2 separate regions of the Homo sapiens genome follow, and region 1 is linked to region 2. Evidence: read pairs that join two places in POLR2A ChIA-PET (ENCODE). Cell type or tissue: GM12878. All regions are shown on one strand. Links, peaks and the distances in the headings refer to the core of each region. The heading gives the core; the rest is flanking DNA.

Region 1 (5,381 bases), core at 275-5,274, 110 kb before region 2:
TTATTTTAAAAATAAACATCACATTTACACTGTCACCTCTGTATAATCAGCCAAATCCAGTTTTCATATTTAAAGCGAATGAGCCCCCTCCTCTCAGTGGGAAAGATGAGCTGAAGCTTTACTCCCTCGATAGTGTTGGGAAAAGAAATCAGACAAAAATCTAAGGAAGGACCAAATATTGTACAGAGTGTGCCAGTAGGCTTTTGCAACTGGACTGAAAATACCTGCCTTTTCTCTCCACAGGGGAAAGTGGAAGTTGAAGCTGGGAAAGAAGGTATGAAGTTTGAAGCGAGCGCCTTCTCATACTATGGCGTGATGGCCCTGACAGCCTCTCCAGGTATGTTTGGTTCCCAGCCGCATAGGGCAGGACCACGTGTTAGGAAGTAAGGCCCCTCTCCTTTCATCTTGCTTTCTGTATCTGCCAGCTGACCCCATTCACTTCCTTTTTGAACTTTTTTTTTGAAGTATATCATATATGCAGAAAATCTGCACAAATCCTAAGTATATACCTCCATGAATTCTCACAAACTGAACACGTGTAAAGTGGCACCCAGACCAAGAGACAGGACGTTACCAGCCCCACAGAACTCCCATCACGCTCCCTTTTAGTCACTGGTCCCCCAGAGTAACTGCTTTCTTGACTTCTCAGCCTAATTCTGCCTGCTTTTGAACTTTGCATAAATGGAGACACTGTGTGTGTTACACAGAGGCTGGCTCCTTTCTCTGTGTCGTGCTTGTCACATCACCTCTGTTGCTGTGTGTGATCACACTATTTCCTCTTGCCATGTCTAGTATGCCACTGTGTGAATACACAGCAGTGCACGTGTCCTTTCATTGCTGATAGACATTGGGGTAGTCCCGTCTGGGGCTACTGTCAATATGTGGCTTTGAACATTCTTATACATGTCTTTGGGTGAACGTGTGTGTCCATTTCTGCTGGGTGCGCACCTGGGACTGGCGCTACGTGTCAGAGGGTGTGCCTCTGGATTCAGCTCTGATGTACCTGCTTACTCCCAACCTGTGCTGTGTGAATTCCGGTTGCTCTGCATCCAGCACTTGGTATTGTTGAGTCTGTTAAATGTTAGCAGTTTGGGAGGTCTTAATTTGCATGTTTCTGAGGACGAATGAGGTTGTTGCTATATACTGACTGCCTGTGGCCGGCTCTTGTCTGGAGAGCTGGCCAGGCGAGTCAGCCAGTTAAGGGTGGGTGGCCATGGGGGATTGACAGTTCTCTGAACACAAGATTCCAAGATGCCAGCCAGCCAGATGTGCTCTCAGACATGAACACAGATAGATACCTGGTGGCTTGCTGGCCTCTGGGGATGGCGCTGCTTGGCAGAGCGCACACGCTTGCTATTAATACCTGAGGCAGCCCGAACAGGTCGGGCAGGTCGACAGAGATGCTGGGGTGCCACCTTGTGGCAAAAACACCAAATGATGTGCGGTTTTAGGAAACTTCATTTACAAACCTCAAACCTAAAAATAACCCATTTTAAAAGAATTCCTGAAAGCCAGGCTTCCAAGGGGAGGAGATGCCTCCAGACAAGACTGTTTCTGTGACATTGGTCTTCATCGACTGCTCCACCCAGTAGTCTGAGGAACCCAAAGATGTTTCAGTTAGAAAGTCACTGAGACGTCAAGAATTCTGTCGTATTTCTAAACTTCCTCTGCCCCAAATGCCCCTTCTCACTATCCTTGTGCAGGTGTTTGAGTCCTGGAGGCACAGTGTCCCCACTGTCAACTGCTGACCAACACCCAACACCCACTGTGAACATGGGCCTGTCTGACCCTACTTAATGAGTAGGTTTCTGTTGTAAACTTGAAGGTGACCTTCGTTTTCACTGCTTAGTGAGAGAGACAGGGTAGCTCTTACCTAGGCATGAGAAGACCTGGGTTATAGCTTCAGTTCCATCACAGGCAGGTCGTGTGGTGTTGAGCGAGGCCCTTGGTCTCATCCTTGTTAAGAGGATATAATGATGCCAGCTCATGTGATTATTAGAAGACTAGGATGCAGTGATCCTCACACAAGTGCTTCGTCCCCTTGAAAGCATGAGGGGAAATGTGAGTATAGTAGAAAGGTGCCTGACTGTGATGAGTTTTGGCAGCTGACCTCAAATTAGCCCCAGGTGAGCAGAACCAGATTTATAAGATGGCTTTGAAAATAAACTAGGAGTGGGTTGTACATTTCTACCAATTACTGGTTCCTGAAACATAAATACCAGCGCAGTTCCTGTTGAACTGTAATGGAAGGACAAGTCTCATTTAGAAGAGGATGTGGTGAGCAGCCCTCTGAGTCTGGAACTGCTAAAAAGGAAGGGGAAATCACTTGAGGTCAGGAGTTCAAGACCAGCCTGGCCAACATGGTGAAACCCCATCTCTACTAAAAATACAAAAATTAGCCAGGCATGGTGGCACATGCCTGTAGTCCTAGCTACTTGGGAGGCTGAGGCAGGAGAATCGCTTGAACCTGGGAGGTGGAGGTTGCAGTGAGCGCAGAGCACGCCACTGTACTCCAGCCCAGGTGACAGAGCGAGAATCCATCTGAAACTAAAAAAGCGGGGGGGGAATTTCATTAATGGCATCTTACCTATTCCAAAGCCTAGTATTTTACTTAACTTTACAACTAAGATTTGGGATTTTGTATATTCATTGAGAGGCACAGTTAGTACAGATATCACAAGGTAAAGTTTCTGTTTATTGATGTTCGCTGTCTGGGGAAAACCGACAATAATCAGTTCTTAAGACCTACCTGCCCCAGAGGTGTGATTCCTGCTCAACATTTCATGTTCTGAGACTTTTCAATCTGATGGGGCAGTGAGTAAGTGGTGATGAGGATGACTCTGGTCTGCATTCCCAGGAAATCTGTGTATGCGTTCTTTACTTACTTTCCTCTATGTTGAGATTTGAAAGCGTTCCTAACAATTCAAAGCTTCAGGTCAAAATTAAAATGAGCTAAAGTTGCACAGATGGGGAGCTGTAGGCTGTGCAGTGAGTGAGTATTGGGGTGCAGGCGCCAGCGGTTTGAGTCAGGCTCTTAGGGCAGTTGACTAATCGAGCTCCCCTTTTGCGCAGCTACTGGTGATTTAAGCCCTTAAGAGTAGCAGGTTTCGAGCTATCAACCCCAATTGGTTATTAGTGGCTTAAGAGATTTCTTGGTTAGTAACAAACTCGTGGGTAGGATTTCTCCTGATCTTGGCCTCCCTGTATTCCTCTTCCTGGAAAGCAGTGTGTGTTGTTTTGTTTCTATAATACCATACCGACTTGCATTTCTGCAACTGAATGCTCATATTGTATTGATAGAACAAGTATCCCCTCCTGTCCCTTGATTACAGAGATCTCTGTTCTTGCCTTTTGATGCGATCTCACCCTGTTTTTCTCCATTTTTCAGTTCCTTTGTCCCTGTCTCGTACCTTTGTTGTCAGCAGAACAGAGTTGTTAGCAGCAGGTTCTCCAGGTAATTCTGCATGCTTCCTTTCCGTAATTCTCCTGATTGCCTTCCTTGCCCCCCATCACGCCTGGCTGGCTGGGTCTGCTCCCTTTACCTGGACAGGCTGTTTTCAGTGTTCCTTGGAGCGCTAAAGCTCTAAGGTTCCGTAACTTTATAGCGAGCTCTCCAGGAAAGCATAAGCCACAGCAGGTGGAGAGTCCAGAACAGCGCAAAGTCACCATGCACAGGAGTAGCCATGAAGCATGGAAAGGGAGGGCGGCTCTGGTGTGGATTGTTAGCGCTCCCTGCCCTTGTGGCTGACCTTGAATTTTCAGGTCAGCAGTAGGGGACTGTTCTTGGTTCTTATTCTGACCTCAGCAAGTCATGGTATCTGGAGTTTGCAGAGGCCCTGAGGGCCTCAAACCCTGAGGCCGCTTTTATAGAGCACATTTGCCAAAGGCCTGAGAGCTGTGAACTCTTCTTGGTAAGCAAGAAAAATACCCCATCCACACAGGCGCACGACATTCTTGTATCCTGGGTTCTTCCCACATCCGTGTGAGTGGAGCGCGAGCGCCTCTGCTGTCCGCCAGGCAGGCGGCCCTACTTCTCCCCACCACCAGGCAGGCGACCCCGCTTCTCCCCACCACCAGGCAGGCGACCCCGCTTCTCCCCGCCACCAGGCAGGCGACCCCGCTTCTCCCCGCCACCAGGCAGGCGACCCCGCTTCTCCCTGCCACCTGACTTTGTTTTGGAGTGAACACCCGGCACATTCCTATCCCGCTGCTGCCGACTGCCCTGCAGGAGAGGGTGGCCAGTCCTAACTAATACGTCCAGCTATTAAAAAGAAGGGAAAAGGCTTAATCTGTCTTTAATTAAAATTGCTGGGATTTCCTAGTTGGTAACACAATTTTCCTATATTTATCTTCGGAGTTTTTTCCATAATTACTATCATAAAACTTTGGAACATAAACTTGGCCACAAAACCTGACCTGAACTGGGGGTCAGCCACTACGGTTTTAGCTCTACTTGTTGTGAATCCTTGTCCGTCTCACCAAAAGTTAATGTGTTTGCGGACTAGGGCCGCCCCAGAATTGCTGGTGGTGTATGTAACATGGGGTGTATGGACTGTATCACCTTCCAGAATTCAAACATCTCTCTGGCCCCCAAGGGCTTCAGATGAAGAATGTGGACCTTTATTATTATTAATATTTTAAGTAAGATGGCACTTGAGGCTCTGAGCAGTGGGCTCAAGCTCAGGGTTGCAGCGCCTCTGCTCGCGCTGGCGCCCGTCGAGCTGTTGAAAGGGACATGGAAGGCAGGGCCTGCTCCTCCAGAGGGTGGCCATGGGGCCAGGCATCAGGCTCTTGGCAGAGGAGAGGGTCCACTCACACAAACAGAGGGCAGTGGGGCGAGAGGAAGCAGACTGAGTCTAGATGCTTTGGAAGATCAGAGAAATCCCCCTAAAATCCTTCTCAGGAGAAAACAGGAGACTCAGAATTACTGCAGGAGGCCTCAGACAAGCAAAGTACCTTGAAATGTTTTGTTTTTATAGCCTTCAAATGTTAACACACAAACACTGTTTCAAAAGTATCTAGAAATGGTGATGAGATTGGTGGCCAAAGCGCAGGGATACAGTAAGATCTCGTTTCAAAAAAAGGACTAATCTGTCACCCTGGGTGAAGTCACTGCATGTGCAAAACCTTGGTCATGGGGTGGGCGCATGGTGGCAAGGTCCGGGAGGAAGCTGACAAGAAAGAATAGAAAATGGGCCGGGCGCGGTGGCTCACGCCTGTAATCCCAGCACTTTCGGAGGCCGAGGCGGGTGGATCATGAGGTCAGGAGATCGAGACCATCCTGGCTAACAAGGTGAAACCCCGTCTCTACTAAAAATACAAAAAAATTAGCCGGGCGCTGTGGTGGGCGCCTGTAGTCCCAGCTACTCGGGAGGCTGAGG
Region 2 (5,381 bases), core at 173-5,172:
AGATAGAGTCTTGCTCTGTCACCCAGGCTGGAGTGCAGTGATGCGATCTTGGCTCACTGCAACCTCCACCTCCCAGGTTCAAGCGATTCTCCTGCCTCAGCCTCCTGAGTAACTGGGATTACAGGCACGCACCACCTTGCCCGGCTAATTTTTGTATTTTTAGTACAGACGGAGTTTCACCATGTTGGTCAGGCTGGTGCCAAACTCCTGACCTCATGATCTGCCCACCTTGGCCTTCCAAAGTGCTGGGATTACAGGTGTGAGCCACTGTGCCCAGCCTCCTCTACTTCCTTAATAAACTTGCTTTCACTTTACTTTATGGACTCGCCCTAAATTCTTTATTACATCAGATCCAAGAACCCTCTCTTGGGGTCTGGATCAGGACCCCTTTCCAGTAACAATACTGTAGGTAGGAAAACCATGGAAGGCCTCTTTGAGGAGGTAATATTTGTTCAGAGACCTGAGTAAAGTAAAGGAGTGATATACAAAATAAAACAAACAGCAACTGCATATACACAAACAACAACTGCACCCAAGTAGCTGGGATTACAGGTGCACACCACCATGCCCGGCTAATTTTTTGTATTTAGTAACACAGTGGTTTGCAACTATACTCCCAGCTACTTGGGAGGCTGAGACAGGAGGATCGCTTTGAGCCCAGGAGTTTGAGGCTGCAGTGAGCTATAATCACACCACTGCACTTCAGCCTGGGTGACAGAGTGAGACCCAATCTCTAAACAAAAAAATAAAACAAACAATAAACCAACCTACTACAGGGTTGGCATATAACATCATATTAATCTGTTTTGCATATTATGGTTTATATGCATATGCAAAAGATTTAGAATATTTTATTCTCTTAGAAGGTTAGATTATCTCTGCAACCTTGTTTGTATACTTAATTTAAGTCCCTCTTCATGGCTAACAGAGGACTTAAAAAACTAAAACAAAATTGCATTTATATATTATCCTTCCATTAGAGTATTGAGAGGAAAAAGACAAGCTATGGTTTGGGACAAAATATTTGCAAACACACATCTGACAAAAGGACTTGTATCCAGAATATAGGAAGAGCTCTCAAAATGCAATAATAAGCTAAATAATCCAATTAAAATACAGGCAAAACATATGCATAGACATTTCATCAAAGAATATATACAAATGGCAAATAAGCATATGAAGTGATGTTTAACATCATTTGTCACTAGGGAAATACAAATTAAAAACACAATAAGATACCAAAATATGCCTATTTGAATATTTAAAATTAAAAAGACAGTATCAAATGTTGTTGAGAATGTAGAGCAACCTGAATTCTACTACACTGCTGGAAAGAAAATAAAAAAGGCACAAGCACTCTGGAAAAGTTTGCCATTTCTTTAAAACTTAAACATATATCTATCATATGTCCCAGACTTTCTAATTGTAAGTAATTGTCCAAGAGAAATTAAAGCACATATCCATATAAAGACTTGAACACAGGCTTGGGCACAGTGGCTCACACCTCTAATCCCAACACTTTGGGAGGCCAAGATGGGTGGATTGCTTGAACCCAGGAGTTCAAGAGCAGCCTGGGCAACATGGCAAAATGCAGTCTTTACGAAAATTGAAAAATTAGTTGGGCATGGTAGCACATGCCTGTAGTCCCAGCTACTTGGGAGGATCACACGAGCCCAAGAGGTTGAGGCTACAGTGAGCCAAGATTGTCTCGTGCCACTGCACTCCAGCCTGGGCGACAGAGATCCTGTCTCAAAAGAAAAAAAAAAACTTATACACAAATGTTCTTAGCAGCTTTGTAATGGCCAGAAACTACAAACAACCCAAATGTTATCCACAAGTAAATGGATAAAAAAAATTATGGTACATCTGTACAATGTAATACTACTATGCAATATAAAGGAATAAAGTATTTACATGCAAAACATTAAAAAATTCGTAATAACTACACTGAGTGAAAGAAGACAAAAAGAGTACATAGTGTATGATTCCGTATATATAAAATCCTAGAAAATGCACACTAATCTGACAGAACACAGACCAGTGGTTCCCTGGGGTAAGGAGGTCAAGTACGGAGAGGAGGAGGTATTACAAAGGAGCCCAGGAAAACTTTTGGGGAGAAGGGGTGATACGTTCAATATCTTCATTATGGTGATGGTTTCATGGGTACATATATATATGTTAAAATTTATTATATACTCTGTGCAACTTATTGTATACCAATTATGCCACAATAAGACTTTTTCAGCCAGTGGCAGTGGCTCACACTTGTAATCCCAGAACTTTGGGAGGCCGAGGCGAATGGATCACTTGACGTCAGGAGATCACATCACTGTACTCCAGCCTGGGCAGCAGAGCGAAACTCTGTCTCAAAAAAAAAAAAAATAATAATTCACAGGCAAAACATGCACAGTCCCCTTCACCACTACCATCACCCTCCCCCAAAGAAAGGAAAACAGCTGCTCCAACAGCTCTAGGCAACTGCTGAAAACAGGAAGCAAAGAGCAACTGAAACTGTAGGGTAAGCCTGGTTAGCAATCTGCACTGAATATTCTTTCCTTCAAAATGGTGTGCCAATAAAATGCTGATAGCCACATATAGTAAGACCACTATCTTTAAACTACAATGAAAGGAAATTTTGTCCCTCCCATAATTACCTCATTACTTAACATAATGTTAAGAAAAGTTCAAGAATTATGATGTAGTACAGTAATATTCTTCACGCCCAAACTGATAAAAGTATAAAAATAGCAGTAAAGGCCTGGCGTGGTGGCTCACGCCTGTAATCCTGGCACTTTGGGAGGCCAAGGTGGGTGGATCATTTGAGGTCAGGAGTTCGAGACCAGCCTGGCCAACATGATGAAACCCTGTCTCTACTAAAAACGGAAAAAAATCAGCCAGGCGTGGTGGCGTATCCCTGTAGTCCCAGCTACTCGAGAAGCTGAGGCAGGAGAATTGCTTCTCCCACCCGGGAGGCGGAGGTTGAAGTGAGCTGAGACTGCGCCACTGCACTCCAGCCTGGGCAACAGAGCGAGACTCTATCTCAAAAAAAAAAAAAAGAAAAAATAGCAGTCAGCACTTCTTTTCATGACAATTCTGCATTAAGACAAAATGCCACGCTGCTAGAGTTATACATTGGCAAACGCTCTTTAAAAAGTCATTTTACATGTCTGTTTCAAGTCAGGTCAGTAATTCATTTGGAATAAAGTGAGGAGCACTTTAACAATATGTAGAGCAGGTCTATCAGGCAGTGTTTAACACATGGCAATTTGAATCAAATATTCATTTTTCAATGGAATAAGTATGTCAACATAGATAATAGGGTAATAATAGCAGTATGAATAATCAGTAGTTTCTACTTCACTCAAATTTTAATTTTGTATTTAAAATACAAAACCTGGGTGGCTCACACCTGTAATCCCAGCACTTTGGGAAGCCGAGGCGGGTGGATCATCTGAGGTCAGGAGTTCAAGACCAGCCTGGCCAACATGGTGAAACCCTGTCTACTAAAAATATAAAAAGTAGCCAGGCGTGGTGGCAGGCACCCATAATCCCAGCAACTTGGGAGGGTGAGGCAGGAGAATCACTTGAACCCAGGAGGCAGAGCTTGCAGTGAGCCGAGATCCCGCCACTGTACTCTAGCCTGGGTGACAGAGCAAGACTCCATCTCAAAAAAAAAAAACTAAACTTGGCATTTTTAAGTTTTATAATCAACCATTCATTCTCATTCTAAGAACACTGCCCTAAAACTTACATGGAAAGGATAATTTTGAATAATTTCTTCAAATTTTCTCACCAGCCTGAAACTTATTTTGGTCTCTAAATACAACAACTTTCACTGCATATTACTCATGTTAAACTAGTTTATGGAAAAACAAAAGTTAAAGCTATATCCTCCATTTGTATGCCTCATATTGTACTAAATAGCCACATTTTATTCAGTCTTTGATAACCCTAGTCCTTGGCAGATAAGCAAGTAAAATCAATAACCTATAGTAGTTAGACATTTGGTTTTATCATTATATTGTGCTTAAGGGCCTCTCTGTAACATAGCCACAGACCAACTTACTTACAAATACATCCCCTTAAAAACATGGAAAGTCAGATGCAAGTTTACTTTAATTCATCTACCAGTACTGCTGAAAAACTAAATCCTCATATTTGTAGTTAACAGTGTCACCTATAACTCAAAGAATAGCACTGTGAAATAAGCTATAGCTTTTTTAAGTATTTTGTAACCTTTACTCCTTATCATCACAAAACACATGAAAGGAGATATATATATATGTGTGTGTGTGATATATATATATATATATATATATATATATATCACACACTCCTTCCCTCCCCTCTTTCCTGAAATTATTAGCTTTTTTTTTTTTTTTTTAACAATCTATCCCTCCTTCTTGGAATTACTAGTTTTAAACTGTTCTTTAATAACTCTAATGAATTTTGAAAAATTCCTGCCCCAAATCCCTCTCAATATTGCCTCTGCATCATTCTTCCTTTCTTTTCTTCTACTGCAAAAATAATTAAACAAATGCTTTTTTTTTTTTTTTTTTTTAAAGACGAAGTCTCTTTCGCTCTGTCTTCCAGGCTGGAGTACAGTGGCACCATCTCAGCTCACTGCAAGCTCTGCCTCCTGGGTTCACGCCATATATATATATATACATATACATACACACATACACACACACATATATATATACTTTAAGTGGGGGTGGGAGGAGGGTGAGGGATGAGAAATTACCTGATGAGTACAATGTACACTATTCAGGTGATGGTTACACTAAAAAGCCAGACCACTGCTATGCTATATATCCAAAACTGTACCCCCTAAATCTATAAAAATTAAAAAATAAAATAGTTTAAGATGAAGAAATGCCTATTTTTCCAGAAGGCTCCTTGAAACTGTTGCATTTAAATTATCTTAAATGTTTCATTACCTCTCATCTTTTAAATAGTTCATGATAAGTTTTTGGTTTTTTTTTTTTTTAGTTTTTTTGAGACAGAGTTTCACTCTTGTTGCCCAGGCTGGAGTGCAATGACGCGATCTCGGCTCAATGCAACCTCCGCCTCCCAGATTCAAGCGATTCTCCTGCGTCAGCCTCCCAAGTAGCTGGGATTACAGGCATGAGCCACCACGCCCGGCTAATTTTGTATTTTTAGTACAGACGGGGTTTCACCGTGTTGGTTAGGCTGGTCTCGAATTCCTGACCTCAAGTGATCCACCTGCCTCCCAAAGTGCTGGAATTACAGGAATGTGCCACCGTGCCCAGCCTATAAACAAGTTTTTTTGTTTATTTTTCATTTCATTATTTTCATTCAGAGTTCTTTATGTCACTTGTCCCAAACTGCACTACACATTCCTGTCAAAGGCCAAC

The links. ChIA-PET counts read pairs that join two places held together with the same protein. Peaks named below come from ENCODE experiments on the same cell type or tissue, not always from the same donor. Only the 100,000 strongest peaks of a DNase experiment are listed, where the experiment ranks them.
Region 1: POLR2A ChIA-PET joins it to region 2 with 10 read pairs; 5 of 35 experiments call an interaction of 5 or more read pairs at or near these places.

Annotation. Positions count from the first base shown.
Region 1 is chr10:103,068,386-103,073,766 of GRCh38, forward strand. It overlaps CNNM2 (cyclin and CBS domain divalent metal cation transport mediator 2), which reads left to right. Exons shown (of 8, transcript NM_017649.5): 5 at 244-337; 6 at 3,389-3,454. Among named protein-coding and RNA genes, the nearest start is that of NT5C2, 120 kb to the right of the region's middle. In GM12878, for the core only: a CTCF peak has its summit at 1,415 (motif pointing left); DNase peaks (open chromatin) are centred at 1,416, 1,686 and 2,226; H3K4me3 peaks cover 434 bases; H3K27ac peaks cover 911 bases.
Region 2 is chr10:103,178,968-103,184,348 of GRCh38, forward strand. NT5C2 (5'-nucleotidase, cytosolic II) reads right to left here. Exons shown (of 19, transcript NM_001351169.2): 2 at 2,218-2,361. Among named protein-coding and RNA genes, the nearest start is that of NT5C2, 12 kb to the right of the region's middle. In GM12878, for the core only: no CTCF peak of the experiment used is centred there; a DNase peak (open chromatin) is centred at 2,484; H3K4me3 peaks cover 282 bases; H3K27ac peaks cover 1,498 bases.